2 separate regions of the Homo sapiens genome follow, and region 1 is linked to region 2. Evidence: chromatin contacts called from ENCODE Hi-C or POLR2A ChIA-PET data. All regions are on one chromosome and are shown on one strand. The core of a region is the stretch at or near the end of the contact, and the rest is flanking DNA. Distances in the headings are between cores, read along the strand shown.

Region 1 (6,410 bases), core at 2,083-4,582, 69 kb after region 2:
TTTCCATAGGTATGATAATTATAGTCCTGTAAGAGAATATTTTTGTTCCTGGGAAATGTATGCTGAACTATTTAGGAGAGAAGGGTCATAATAGCTGTCTGTACCTTACCTTCAAATGTTACAGCAAGAGAGAAAATATAGACATAAATATATTTACCTTACATATACCATATATACTGGGAAATGTATGCTGAACTATTTAGGAGTGACGGGTCATAATATCTGTACCTTACCTTCAAATGTTACAGCAAAAGAGAAAATATAGACATAGATATATTTATCTTACATATACCATATATACTTGTAGAATATTACAGAGAGAGAGAGAGCGCAAAAGAGAGAGAGACAGAGAGAGAGAGAAAGGAGAAGGAGAAGGAGGAGAGGAGGAAAAGGAGATGATAAAATTGGCAAAAAGTTAATTGTCAGATCTAAGAGCAGGATATATACAATGGTGTCCATTCTACTGTTTTCATTTTTTCTTATGTTTGAAAATTTTCAAAATAAAAAGTTGGGAGGATAAAATTCATTATTAAAGAACTTCCAGTAAACACTACACAGATTTAATATATGTGCTTACCTACATTCCCTCTAGAAAATAGCAGAAAGGGGATTTTTTAAAAGGCATAAACACAAAAGGACAATGGGAAGGTCAGCGGATGAGAACAACAAAATTTGGGACGGTGGGAAGCAAACTGCAGCGTGGTAAGTGATTCAGGAGACATGAGAAACAGAAAGCCTAGGTTAGCAATAGAGAAAGCCCAGAAGCAGATCCATTCATACTGCAAAAGCCTGAAACGGCTCAGGAATTCCAGCACCACAGACTTCAGACGGAGGGTGTGACCATGGAGGACTTGCCAGAAGTCTGTTAAGAAGCAGTCAGACCCCCTGCCTGCCTTTGCCCAACCTGGGCAGAAACAGAAGGTTTATTCTCTAGAAAGACTTAATCAGATGGGCCGTGGACTTCCAGGTGGCTCGGACTGCTGAAAGGAGTACCTTATTAAAAACAGGGAACATTACAGAGTGTGCACACACTGAACAGCAAGCATCCCAAGCCCCATTTCCATTACTCAGTTTGCAGAACCCAGGAGTTGGGCTTACATTTGTCAGGCCGAAGAATTGGAGGGTTTTTCCTGGGAAAACTGACCAGACCAAGAGAAAAGATCTACTGACATTAACATCTGGGAGTGCCTTAACAGAAATGCTAAGCCAGATCACTGCCATATGACTACCCCACCCACTAGTAGAGAGCTTCCAAACAGCTTTTTGTGCCTCATTCTTAAATATGACTGAGAGCTGTCTCAGTAGGACAGGCTAGATAACGCTGCAATAAAAAACAATACCAAAGTCTCAGTGGTTAAAAACAACAAACATTTACTTCCCATTCAAGCCAAGTCCAAAGTGGCTCTGGATGAATCCCCGGGCAGCTGGCCCCCCGCAGTGTGGAGCATTCCACACTGCATCTTGGGTGCCTGTGGCATCTCCAATCTCAACACAAGCATCGATCATCCAGGTAGGGGAGACGTGCACATCACTTCTGCTTGCAATCCACTGGTCAAAACAAGTCAGATGGAGGCAGGGAAGTTAATCCTGTCTCCTGTGTCTGGAAGGAGTGAAGAGCCAGAATGGTTGGTATTACTTATCTCAAACGCAAAAGCTAAGAATACTAGTCCCCTAAAATGAAAGCAGAAACCAAAACAACACTGAAAAAATAAAACTGAAGAATTCATTTCTTCAGAGATATTGAAGAAAACTTCAATTAGCATATTCAGAGAGATAGAACAGGTTACTATCAAAAGAAAAATATGTGGCCAGGCACGGTGGCTCACACGTGCAATCCCAACACTTTGGGAGGCCAAGGCAGGAAGATCTCTTAAGCCTGAGAGTTTGAGACCAGCCTGGGCAACATAACAAGACCCCACCTCTACAAAAACAAAGAAATTAAAAAATTAGCCAGGCATGGCAGCACATGCTTGTGGTCCCAGCTACTCAGGAGGATGAGGTGGGAGGATCACTTGAACCTAGGAGGTCAAGGCTGCAGTGAGCTGTGATTATACCACTGCACTCCAGCCTGGGTGACAGAGCACCCTGTGGGGTGAGGAGAGGAGGGGAGGAGAGGGGAGAGAAGGGGAGGGGAGGTAAATAAATACGTACATAAATATTTGGAGAAAAGAATTTAAAAATTCCTGGAAATGAACAATATGATGGCAGAAACCATCTATTGACAAATTAAAAGATCAAGTTTAAAAAATTTCCCAAAGAGTAAGACAGAAGGGAAAAGATAAGGAAAGTGAACAACCAATCTAGGAGGTCTAATATCTGACTTGCATGAGTTCCAGAGAGAGAGAACAAAGTAAATACAAAGAGAAAAATATTATCAAAATACTAGTGCAAGAAAATTTCCCTAAACTGAATCTGAATGACACTGGTTTCTTGATTATATATGACCCACCTAGCACAATGGTTACAAAAGGCCTACATCAATGCCCAACATTGTGAAATTTTAGAACATGAGGGCAAAAACAAAACCCAAAAACTTCAGAGAGGAATCAGGTCACAAAGAGGAAACAAACAAATAACAATAACAAAAAAAAAAAAAAAAAACAAGAAACATAAAAGCATCAGACCTCTCAAACACAACACTGGAATATACAAGTCAGTAAAGCAGTACCATCGAATTTTTACTCCAAATTACTTCCAACCTGGAATTATGTCCCTAGCTAAAATATTAATCACATATGAGAGCAGAATAATGGCATCTGTGGAGATGCAAAGCCTCAACAAATCTATGCTCCCTTTCCAACGCTACTCCACCAAAACAGAGAATAAACCAAGAAAACTGGAAGACATGATATCCAGCAAATGAGCACCCAACACAGGAAAATGACAAATGAAACCTACAAGATGACAGTAAATGGAGGCCATAGGATGACAGTGTGCAGCAGTTACAATGATTAACCAGGACAAACTTGAAATTAAGAACAGAAGGTGCAGGAGGTTCCAAACCAACAGAATACACAGTGTGTTGGAATGTACTGAAAGGAGATTTATAATTCTGGCCACAAATTGGTAATAGGAATATAGAGAAGTAAGCCAATGGAAAAAAGAGATGATTATTAACTACAGAGAAAACAAAAGGAAATGCAATCATAGTACACCAGATAGGTCATCCATGAATAATATTTACATAGTCATAAAAATGTACACACAGACTACTGATTTCTTTACAAGGTGATAGAAAACACCAAGAGGATGAGGGGAGGGAGGCACATGTGCATGAGGAAGGCACAGTAAGAAAGCTGAATCCTCAACCAGGGCGGGAAGTCAGTTCTCAAAATCCAAAGCTAAGAAGTCAAGATAGATAGATAAAGTTATTTAAAAACACAGCGGCAAATACCAAAAGAAACTTTTAAATATGTAAATGTGGTCGACTGTAGAGACAGTGAATCAAGTGTGGGGGAGAGTAGTGGGTCACAGGATGCCTGTCTTTGCTTTGGGAACCATTTGAGTGTTTGTTAATCATTTACAGATATAACTTTGATTAACGTAAAGTTTTAAAATCTCCCACTAAGTTTCCAATTTTAATTTTAAAAGTCAGAAAAGTTTCCCTACCATGTTTATTTACTGATTTCAAATTTACCTCTAAAGAAATCTCATAAAACTTTAGTTACATTTGCTCAGAGATTATGTAAAGTATATTTTTCAGTACTCCAAAATACATAATATAAAAATATGAAGATATTACCAATATACACTTTTAGTATAACTAAACTCTAGTGAATCTTAAATCAAATTTTAAAACATAAATATTATACCTTGTTCTTCCAGTTTTCATTTGGAAATCCCAGTCAATATATTGTTAAAAGACACCAAATAATATATATGAAAAGTATTCTATAAAGAGTTAAAGCACAACATAAATGTTTTCACTTTTATTTTTAACCCTTGACCCTGCTCTCAATGAGGCTAATTGGAAAGACTGAGTCTAATTGGAAAGATAAGGCACATGCAGAAATGTTTATAATCTAAGGCAGTTTGTGTTAAGAACCCTGTAAACAGTACAAAGAAGAAATGAAGGCCTTTGATTAGAAAAGCTTCCTTATGGTTGCATCTGAAATAATGGATGTCACTGTAAGCTCTCATCAGTTACATTCTCTCTTCATTTTACAAAGTGGAAAACCAAATTGATTTGAAGAAATTACTTTTTCTAAATGTCATAATAGGAGACTGAGGCAGGAGGATCACTTGAAGCTCAGAGTTCAAGACCAGTCTAGGAAATATAGCGAGACTCTCTATTAAAAAAAAAAAAAAAAATTAATTAGCTAGTGTAGTCCCAGCTACTCAGGAGGCTGAGGCAAAAGGATCACTTGAGGAGTTCAAGGTTATAGTAAGCTATGACCATGCTACTGCACTCCAGTCTGGCTGGCAGAGCGAGACCCTGTCACTTTAAAAAAATATAAATAAATAAATCACAACATGATGACTATTTATTTCTCTTCCCTGTTATTTCTACCGTGCTCTCAATAAATAGTATGAAAATCAACAGAAATGCAAAATCATGTCACAAAAGTGCATCTCAGCATCCCAGGCTCCCCAGGTTTCACCTTCAGGACTTTTACCTCTCCCTGTGCCAACCCTTTGCAATACATGTTCCCAAGCCTGCTCTCCTCGAAAGTGCTTTCCTCTTTACCCCACCCACCGTCCACGTACCCCACAGGCATCCTAATGACTGACTCCAGAACTTGAGAGCTGGAAAGTTTGTCCAAGGAAGCCCCTGAAACTGTTGTCAGGTGTCTGAAGAGCATGTTTGTGCAAGGCTATGGAATGTTTTAGTTTATACACTTCGAGCCTCAGTGAGGCTGAACTGGTTAGCTGGTCCCCCATTGTGACTCTAGGTGTCTGCCTCCTGAATCTGTTTTAAGACAGATAATGGATCAAGCATGACCCGCTATTTTCTACAGTGGAAATCATTCTCTGGCCAACGGCACAATAACTGTTAATCTAATGTTCGTGTCTTTTTAAGTTAATAAGCATCTGGAATACTAATCCTCTCAGCATTATTTCTGCTATAGCTTTCTGTTCACTTTTTCCAACAAACCAACTATCCTTCAAGTAACTTGAAAACCTACTTTCCAAATAAAAGCATCCTTTGAATGATACTGTTCTTTTGAAGCTCAAATTAGTATCCATGAGAAAGTAGTGATTTACAGCAGCTTCTCTACTTAGGTAAAAGTCTACCTAATTGCTTATATTAAAGCTAGCTAGAAATCGGGTTTTCAAAAGTGTTCCTGCAATGAAAACATAATTTTACATGAATATTTACTTGATAATATAATTATTAGAAATTTAGTGATTCACTGGTTTGAGGGGAACTTGTAGCACTTTAATGCTTCTTTATGCACAGTCTTAAATCTCCAAAATTACTTGCTTCCTTTAACATATATACTATATTATATAAACAAATTAGGCTTATATGCATAAATATATTCACCCTATTATTTAGGTATCCCATGGTCATTCCAAAATCATATTTTTTACAGGGTCTCTCTGATGGCCACCCAAAAAACATAATGATTAAGAAAAACATGGCCAGGTGCAGTGGCTCACACACGTAATCCCAGCACTGTAGGAGGCTGTGGCAGGAGAATCACTTGAGGCCAGGAGTTCAAGAATAGTTTGGCAACATGGTGAGACTCCACTTCTATGAAAAAATAAAAAAAAAATTATTTTAAAAGCTTTGAGTCCGTGTTACAGCTCTTTTAGAATTCATCTAGCAGGTTTTCCAGTCTTCGATAAATGTGTAAAAAACACATGAAGCGTACTTGTCAGTCAGTCCTTCCTCAACTCTTAACAGCTTTATAGCAACACGTAAAATTTCAAGGAGCATCAATAATGATTAAGCAAAATTAAAAGTTTCATGTGCCAATGATTTGTAAGTTTATACCTAACTGATCAATTCTGTTGATTTTACAACTTCTGAATGTTTTTTAAATATGCACATATAAATTTTAGAGGCTGGGCGTGGTGGTTCACGCCTGCAATCCTGGCACTTTGGGAGGCCAAGGCGGGCAGATCATCTGCGGTCAGGAGTTCAAGACCAGCCTGACCAACATGGAGAAACCCCATCTCTACTAAAAACAGAAAATTAGCCGGGCGTGGTGGTGCACGCCTGTAATACCAGCTACTCGGGAGGCTGAGCCAGAAGAACCACTTGACCCCGGGAGGCAGAGGTTGTGGCGAGCCGAGATCGTGCCATTGCACTCCAGCCTGGGCAACAAGAGTGAAACTCTGTCTCAAAAAAAAAAAATTATAATACTATATGCCATAAAATGACATTTCATATTTAAAGAGTTTTTTAAAACTCTTGTATTCACATGCCATAATTTGAAACCCTATTTCACTGAATGAGAATG
Region 2 (6,329 bases), core at 2,619-5,118:
ACTTAGGAAAACGGCAGAAGGGCAGTAGTCATTTCTCAACTCATATTGAATAAACAGCTCTTCAATGAGCTAATTTATTATCCCTGCAGAGCTGCTTACCAAGTGTCCTTGCAGTTTACATCGTCACCTTAGGCTAGAGGATTTCACGTAACCTAATTCTTTGTGTTCGAAGGGCCTAATCGAATTACCTAATTCTTTTAAAAAAATAGTTTCATGTACTCTTCATGATCACTCTCCTGGTCCTCCCCAGCTGCCTGTGCTATCTGGGATTCATTATGAATACTGCACGAGTTCTCCTTGTGGGACATATGGCTATGCCTCTGCCCCACCCAACAACTCTATACACGTTCTTAGACATATTTTTGGTTTTATCCAGAGTCTCCAGAGAAATAGTACCTACTGAATCGGGGAAAACAGGCTCTGAGCTCGTTTGGTTTAAAACATTTAATAATTAATACTTATTTTCAATGTGAAAGGTATAATCTGAAAAAAAATAAAGCAATGCCATCTTAATCACTCTTCCAAACAAAGTCCACTCAAACAAGAGCGGTTTATAGATAATGTATTTCCCCAAGCACTGTTTTAGTAACTATCTTATGCTGCTGAACAAGCAATTAAAGACTTCAAGAACCTAAGAAAATAAAATAAACTTGATCATAAGATCATCTGATAATAAAGTACAACCAATCAAGTCACAGATTAAACACATGCACACACACACACACACACACACACACACACACACACACACACACACACACACAGTGTTTAGAATGGGGAGGGCCCCTAAAGATCCCCTAGTCACATTTCTTCCAAATGAAGAAGGCAAGGGAGAAACTTAATGCAAATTTATACCCCAAATTGCACAGACACTTAGCTAGTAGGGGAACTATCCTAAAATGACAGATTCAGAACTGGGGCTCTTATGACTACCACATTTAGAATATCTGATGGGACTAGTGAAGTACTTTGAATATCAGCTAATTCTACTTATTTGGGAAGAGATTTATCAATGGAATTTCTGACTCCCTGAAGTATTATATCCACCAACTTGGCTGAGGAAATGGCTTACTAAATAAAACAAATGATATTTCCAAATATAGCATTTTGGCATTTTCAAATGTAGCACTTTTTAACTAAAAATAAAAACTAAAATGTGGGGTTTCATAAAATAGGTAGTAATAGGGATATCTGAAATTGTGTCAAAGTGAATTTCTAAAACTCAAGTAATTTCTTCCTGTTTGTGTAAAGTCTTCAGAATTTAATGATAAAACAAATCTTTGATTCAGAAATGAACATAAACTTTATCATTTGAAAATAAAAGCAGGTAAGCTGTTTTCAGAAAAAAACCTTAACGTTTAAAAAATAAAAGCAGGACTGGTTCAAGACTGCTAATTTAAATTTCAGAGAGCTTTGAATACATGAAAATTTCTTGGCTATCCACTGCTCAACAGAATGCTAAATGTGAAGAACACAGCTCAGCTTTCACCATGGAACGTTTCTGCTCTTTTTCTTTTGCCTCCTTTGAACTTCTCTACTTTAAGTGCTGCCTTTTTCCTTTATTTCACTGTTTCTTGTTTTTCTCCTCCACTTTTCATTTCCCACCTTTTCTCTTTTGACCCTAACTTGTCATAAAATAAACCGAAGTATGAGCATCATTTGCTGACTTAAAGTATCATGCTTTTTGTTCTTAATATGAGAAAAGCTGTTTTTTTTCTTAAAATTTCTTTTGGAAGTTCTTGACTTGAGTGTGCCCTATAACTAATTTTCACTCAATATATTAGTCTCTTTTGAAAGATAAAATATGTTCACTTGCATTCCTTCTCTGGAAAGTGTATACCTTGAGAACCAAATTTTCACAGAATCTGTATATGCCTGTGACTTGCTGTTTCATCACTAGCCTGTTTTCCAATTCTGAATGCACACTGGAGGCAGCAAATGGAAACAGGCATCTTCCTGGTATCCATTTACACATATACTACACTGCTGCTTAGGCCGAAGTCAAATTTGGGACCACAAACTGAAATGAATAACGTAGAGAACAATGCCACATTTGTCTACCCAGTATAAAACTATTGTACCAAGTAAAATGAAAGCTCAAGTTTAAATTACATTATAATTCCAGATTCAACAAATATATTCCATTCTATTGTAAATAAAAGTTACAAAGCCTACAATCAGATTCTATTTAAATCTTTTCCTGAAATATATTTTCTGTCATGCCACAAATATAAGTCCCTTTATAGTATCAAGAATGTGGTTTCTTAAAAAGTCTGGCTGCTGGGTTTGATTGTTGATCATTCAGTGTTTTAGTAGTATGGTGGTTAACATTTGAATAAGAACAGCTTTATTTTGTCTATAGTTAAGATAAACAGGAGAGGTCTCTGATGTTAGATATCATATCTTTCTGCTCTCGGTTCAAGGGATTAGAATCATTCCAAGAGAATGCCTGAATTTCTACAACAAATGTCTATTGTTTTCTTGTGGAATGTTATTGACAGATTCTTAAACATGCCTTAGATTCCTATAAAAATTGCTTGCAAGCAAACTGCTTTGAAACAATACAGCATTGTTACATCAATATAACAAAGACAGCAAGTTTGGCTAACCTTTAATCCCAAATGGTGACGCGAGTTATAATTTCATGTGCCTTAAAAATGTGGAACATATGGCTAAACACGTTACGGCACTCTTCAAACTCTGTTTTCTCTCCCCACCCCCACCACGAAGCCCTGCTTTATGCTGATAAACAATTACTAAATAATGCATTTATGTCATTCTAGTTCTGCCTGGTTTATCGGGGAGCTCTGCAACCAGCTGAGGTTCTTACAACAGGGCTGGACTTGAGAAGCACTTGGGATCTCATAAAATATACCTGGCATAGAGACTAGAAACATTATTTTTCTAAGCACTCTCCAGATTATTCTAATATGCAGTCAGGTTTGAGAACCACTAGGATGGGAGCATCTGAAGGAGTATCAGGGTCATGATTCTATGCGGTAAGCAGGAAAAAAGGAGTCTGGATGATAACAGCACGTGTGAAATTAAAGTCATGCGTCTGACTGGTGGTCAAGAGCAGTGCCTGCGTATCCCAAGATATGACTAATCACCCAAACAAGAACAACCAGTTTGTTTATCTGGCCAGTGACACACAGGATCTTTAAAGGGGCTTGCTGCTTGGAGCATCCCAAATAAGAGCAGAAGGTAAAGTAAGATTCCACAGGGAAAAGGAACACAGCTGGGTACTTTCCACAGAGGTGGCGCCTGAGACCAGCTTGGCATTCCTGAGGTGCTACCACGGGAGATGCCGGGAAGAACACGAAACCTGCCTGAACACAAAACTGACCAGGGACATCCCTAAAAATACTGCACCGCACTTGGAGGCACCAAGCAGGAGGGAAGTTTTAACTCCTCTCCGTGGTCATGTGGCTGTGAAAACCATGGACTGCTTCTCTCCCATGAGAGGCCCTGTGGAGTGGAGACTGCAGGATTAGAAAGTCTCAGGTGTGCCTGTCACGGTTTGGATAGGCTGGGCCTCAGCAGCAGGGAGAACAGTGGCTTTCAGGGGCCGGGAATGCGGAAGGGATATCCTCATCCTGTGACCCTCTGTCACCTCCATTTCCACTTTACCTGGCCCAGCTTAGGGCTCTGCTAACGGCCCAGCCAACTTCAGTAGCAAACGGGAAAGGTAGAGGAACCAGGAAGTGAGGAGCGCACTCCCGCTCCTTTGCTAATAATCCTAACTTGCTCTTGCTCCCCTGCCATCTGTCAGGGTTAGACTCTAGGTCATCCCTGGGGCTGGCAGAGAGAGAGAGAGAGACAGACACGCCTCCACCCAAGGGCCCAGGGCAGCTGCAGGCTCACACAGGGGTCAAGTACAGCCAGCCCAGCCGAATGTGGAGAGGAATTTCTTGTGCCTAGTCTCTTAGCTCTGTACCACAATCTCAGAGGAGGCCAGCAAGGGTCCAGGAGATAAAGGTAAGACAAAGGCTTTTCACTTTGGTTTCTTTGGATCTCCAATGATTAATAAAAACTTTGGATCTTTTCAAGTGCATAGATCTTTCCCAAGTTTTTTTATCTGTTGGTTGATTGCTTTATTTTCTTTTGGTGTAGAGCTCTGAACTTTTTTACTTTACGTTTCTTTAAGAAATCGCTTATGTAATCTGTACTTCTATTTTCTTTGTATTCATACTAGTTAGGGAGCTTATTCTAAAGTTGATTCAGTCTTTTCATACTCACTGCTGCAATGTTTCAAAGCCTTGTTCTTTATAGAGCAGTTCCTGCTTCATCTGTGAGAGCTCTCTCTTTAGCTTTTTAACCTTTAAAGAGAAATCAACATAAACATTAATGTTTGCAGATAATTAGCAACACAGTCTACAGTTTTAAAAGATAATAAATTAGTAAACAAACACATAAACAAAGCCATGAGTTAAAGTAACATTTACTTTATCAGTTTCTCCTTCACATAAATTCTGTGGAAGGCATATTAATGATGTTTAAAACTATCAGTGATGTGTATTATTACTACTATTTACCTTCATTACCTTACTTAGCAACATTCTTATGAGCTGGACATCATCATTGTCTCCAACCAAAATGGGCAGAATAAGAACTCCAAGTCATGGCATCTCTATAAAAGTGTGTGTTTTTCCTTCATTCACTGTGCCAAGGGCCACTGCCCACCCCTCCGTTCCTCAGATGTCCTGGCAGTTCCTTCTGCCTGGAAAGCTCTCCCCAGATCTCCCGCAGTTGACTCCCTGTCCCTCCAATGCTAGCTGAAATGTTATCTTTTCAAATAGGACTTCTCTAGCCCCCCTGCCCCTGCCACGGCTCTGTTTTATTTAGACCAGAGTATTTTTCAGGAGCTGAAATTCTCCGTGTACACTGTCTGTCCTCCGTGGGAAAGTAAGCTGCAACCCACCAGCTGTATCCCAAGCATCTACAACCATGCCAAGCAAACAGCAGATGATCAATAAATATTTGTTGTCAAACTGATAAAATATATTTTTCCTGTTGTCAAATATATACTTTGGTAATAACAATTCTAAAATTGGACAGATCAGAAAAGCAGCACACGCCTGGTTTAGTCACAAACTAATAAAGGTCTTCTCACAAGGGTTAGAAACTTACTTCCATATATTAAGTTAGAGCCTTAAGTTTTTTTCTGTTGTTTGTTTGTTTTTTTTTTGAGACAGAGTCTTGCTCTGTCGACCAGGCTGGAGTGCGGTGGTGCAATCTCGGCTCACTGCAACTCCGCCTCCCGGGTTCAAGCGATTCTCATGCCTCAGCATCCAGAGTAGCTGGGATTACAGGCGCCCGCCACCACGCCTGGCTAGTTTTTGTGTTTTTAGTAGAGATGGGGTTTGACCATGTTGCCCAGGCTGGTCTCGAACTCCAGGGCTCAAGCGATCCACCCGCTTCGGCCTCCCAAAGTGCTGGGATTACAGGCGTGAGCCACCATGCCCAGCCAGAGCCTTAAGTTTTAAACACATTCTGTTGCGCAATATTTTAGAGTGCTTTTGAACTTTTATGTTGATTTATTTTACTCATTCCACAAATAGGTATTGACTCTCTACTATGTGTCTGGTGCTAGGCCTGAGTGTGAACAAAACAGACATGATCCCTGCCCTCAGGGATCTTACAGACCATGGAGCAGCCAGATATTGAGCAAATAATCAGCCAACAAAAGAAATCTTAGTAATTACCAAAGGTGCTCTAAGTTCAGGATACCTAGATATGCCAAGAGAACAGATCCTAATTTAGTCTGAGGGCTTGGGTGGAGCCTGTCTGAGGAAACAGTGTTTCAATTGAGAGGGTTAGTGGGGCTCACTTGGTAGAAGGGGTCCTCAACAGGAAGAGCTTGTGCAAAACCCTAAAGGGACAGCGGGGTGAGGGGGTATTCAGCAAACCTCTGGAATTTAAAGAATGCCACTGTGGCTGGATTACAGAGGGTGGGGGTGTCAAAAGATGGAACTGGAAAAGGACTGATACACAGATGCCACGTTGAGAATTTCTAAATCTTACTCTAAGAACAACGAGAATCAAGGAGATTAAAGCAAGACCTGCTTTATGATTTTAAATAGTCACTGTGACAACGCTGTGGGGACTGAGCAGAAGTGCCACGAGGGTCCATTATGCCAGCACTGTGGGCTGGCATGTGGGCAAGAGCCAGAGGAGGAAGATACTTCAGAGGCAGAATCAACAGGACTTGGTGATGGACTCAACGTGGAGGGTGTGGGAAAGCATGTGACCAAGATCACATCAGGATTTTGGCTTGCCAGCAGGGTGGACGAAGGTGCTTTCCTGGAGAACAGGACCAAATGTGGAAG

What was found. Hi-C counts contacts between places; a loop is a spot of excess contacts on that map. ChIA-PET counts read pairs that join two places held with the same protein, here RNA polymerase II (POLR2A). Pooled maps may share reads with other maps.
Region 1: a loop to region 2 is called in a map of PC-3, with 2.7 times the contacts of the local background. The contact joins the enhancer-like site here to the promoter of WWC2-AS1 in region 2. A Hi-C loop is called at or near these places in 6 of 168 maps with a recorded cell type or tissue (Calu3, PC-3, PC-9 and 3 more) and 2 of 50 pooled maps. POLR2A ChIA-PET finds 5 or more read pairs at or near these places in 2 of 52 experiments (CD8-positive, alpha-beta memory T cell and activated naive CD4-positive, alpha-beta T cell).

What each region holds. Positions count from the first base shown.
Region 1 is chr4:183,168,748-183,175,157 of GRCh38, reverse strand. All of the region lies in intron 1 of WWC2 (WW and C2 domain containing 2), which reads right to left. Among named protein-coding and RNA genes, the nearest start is that of WWC2-AS1, 69 kb to the left of the region's middle. Within about 2 kb of position 3,332, at least 3 of the 41 ENCODE cell types and tissues checked have a DNase peak (open chromatin) inside an H3K27ac peak, as active enhancers do; they include PC-3, where a contact is called at or near this core.
Region 2 is chr4:183,238,173-183,244,501 of GRCh38, reverse strand. It overlaps WWC2-AS1 (WWC2 antisense RNA 1), which reads left to right and starts at 3,868. Exons shown (of 2, transcript NR_126473.1): 1 at 3,868-3,978. It overlaps WWC2 (WW and C2 domain containing 2), which reads right to left. Exons shown (of 23, transcript NM_024949.6): 5 at 4,240-4,319.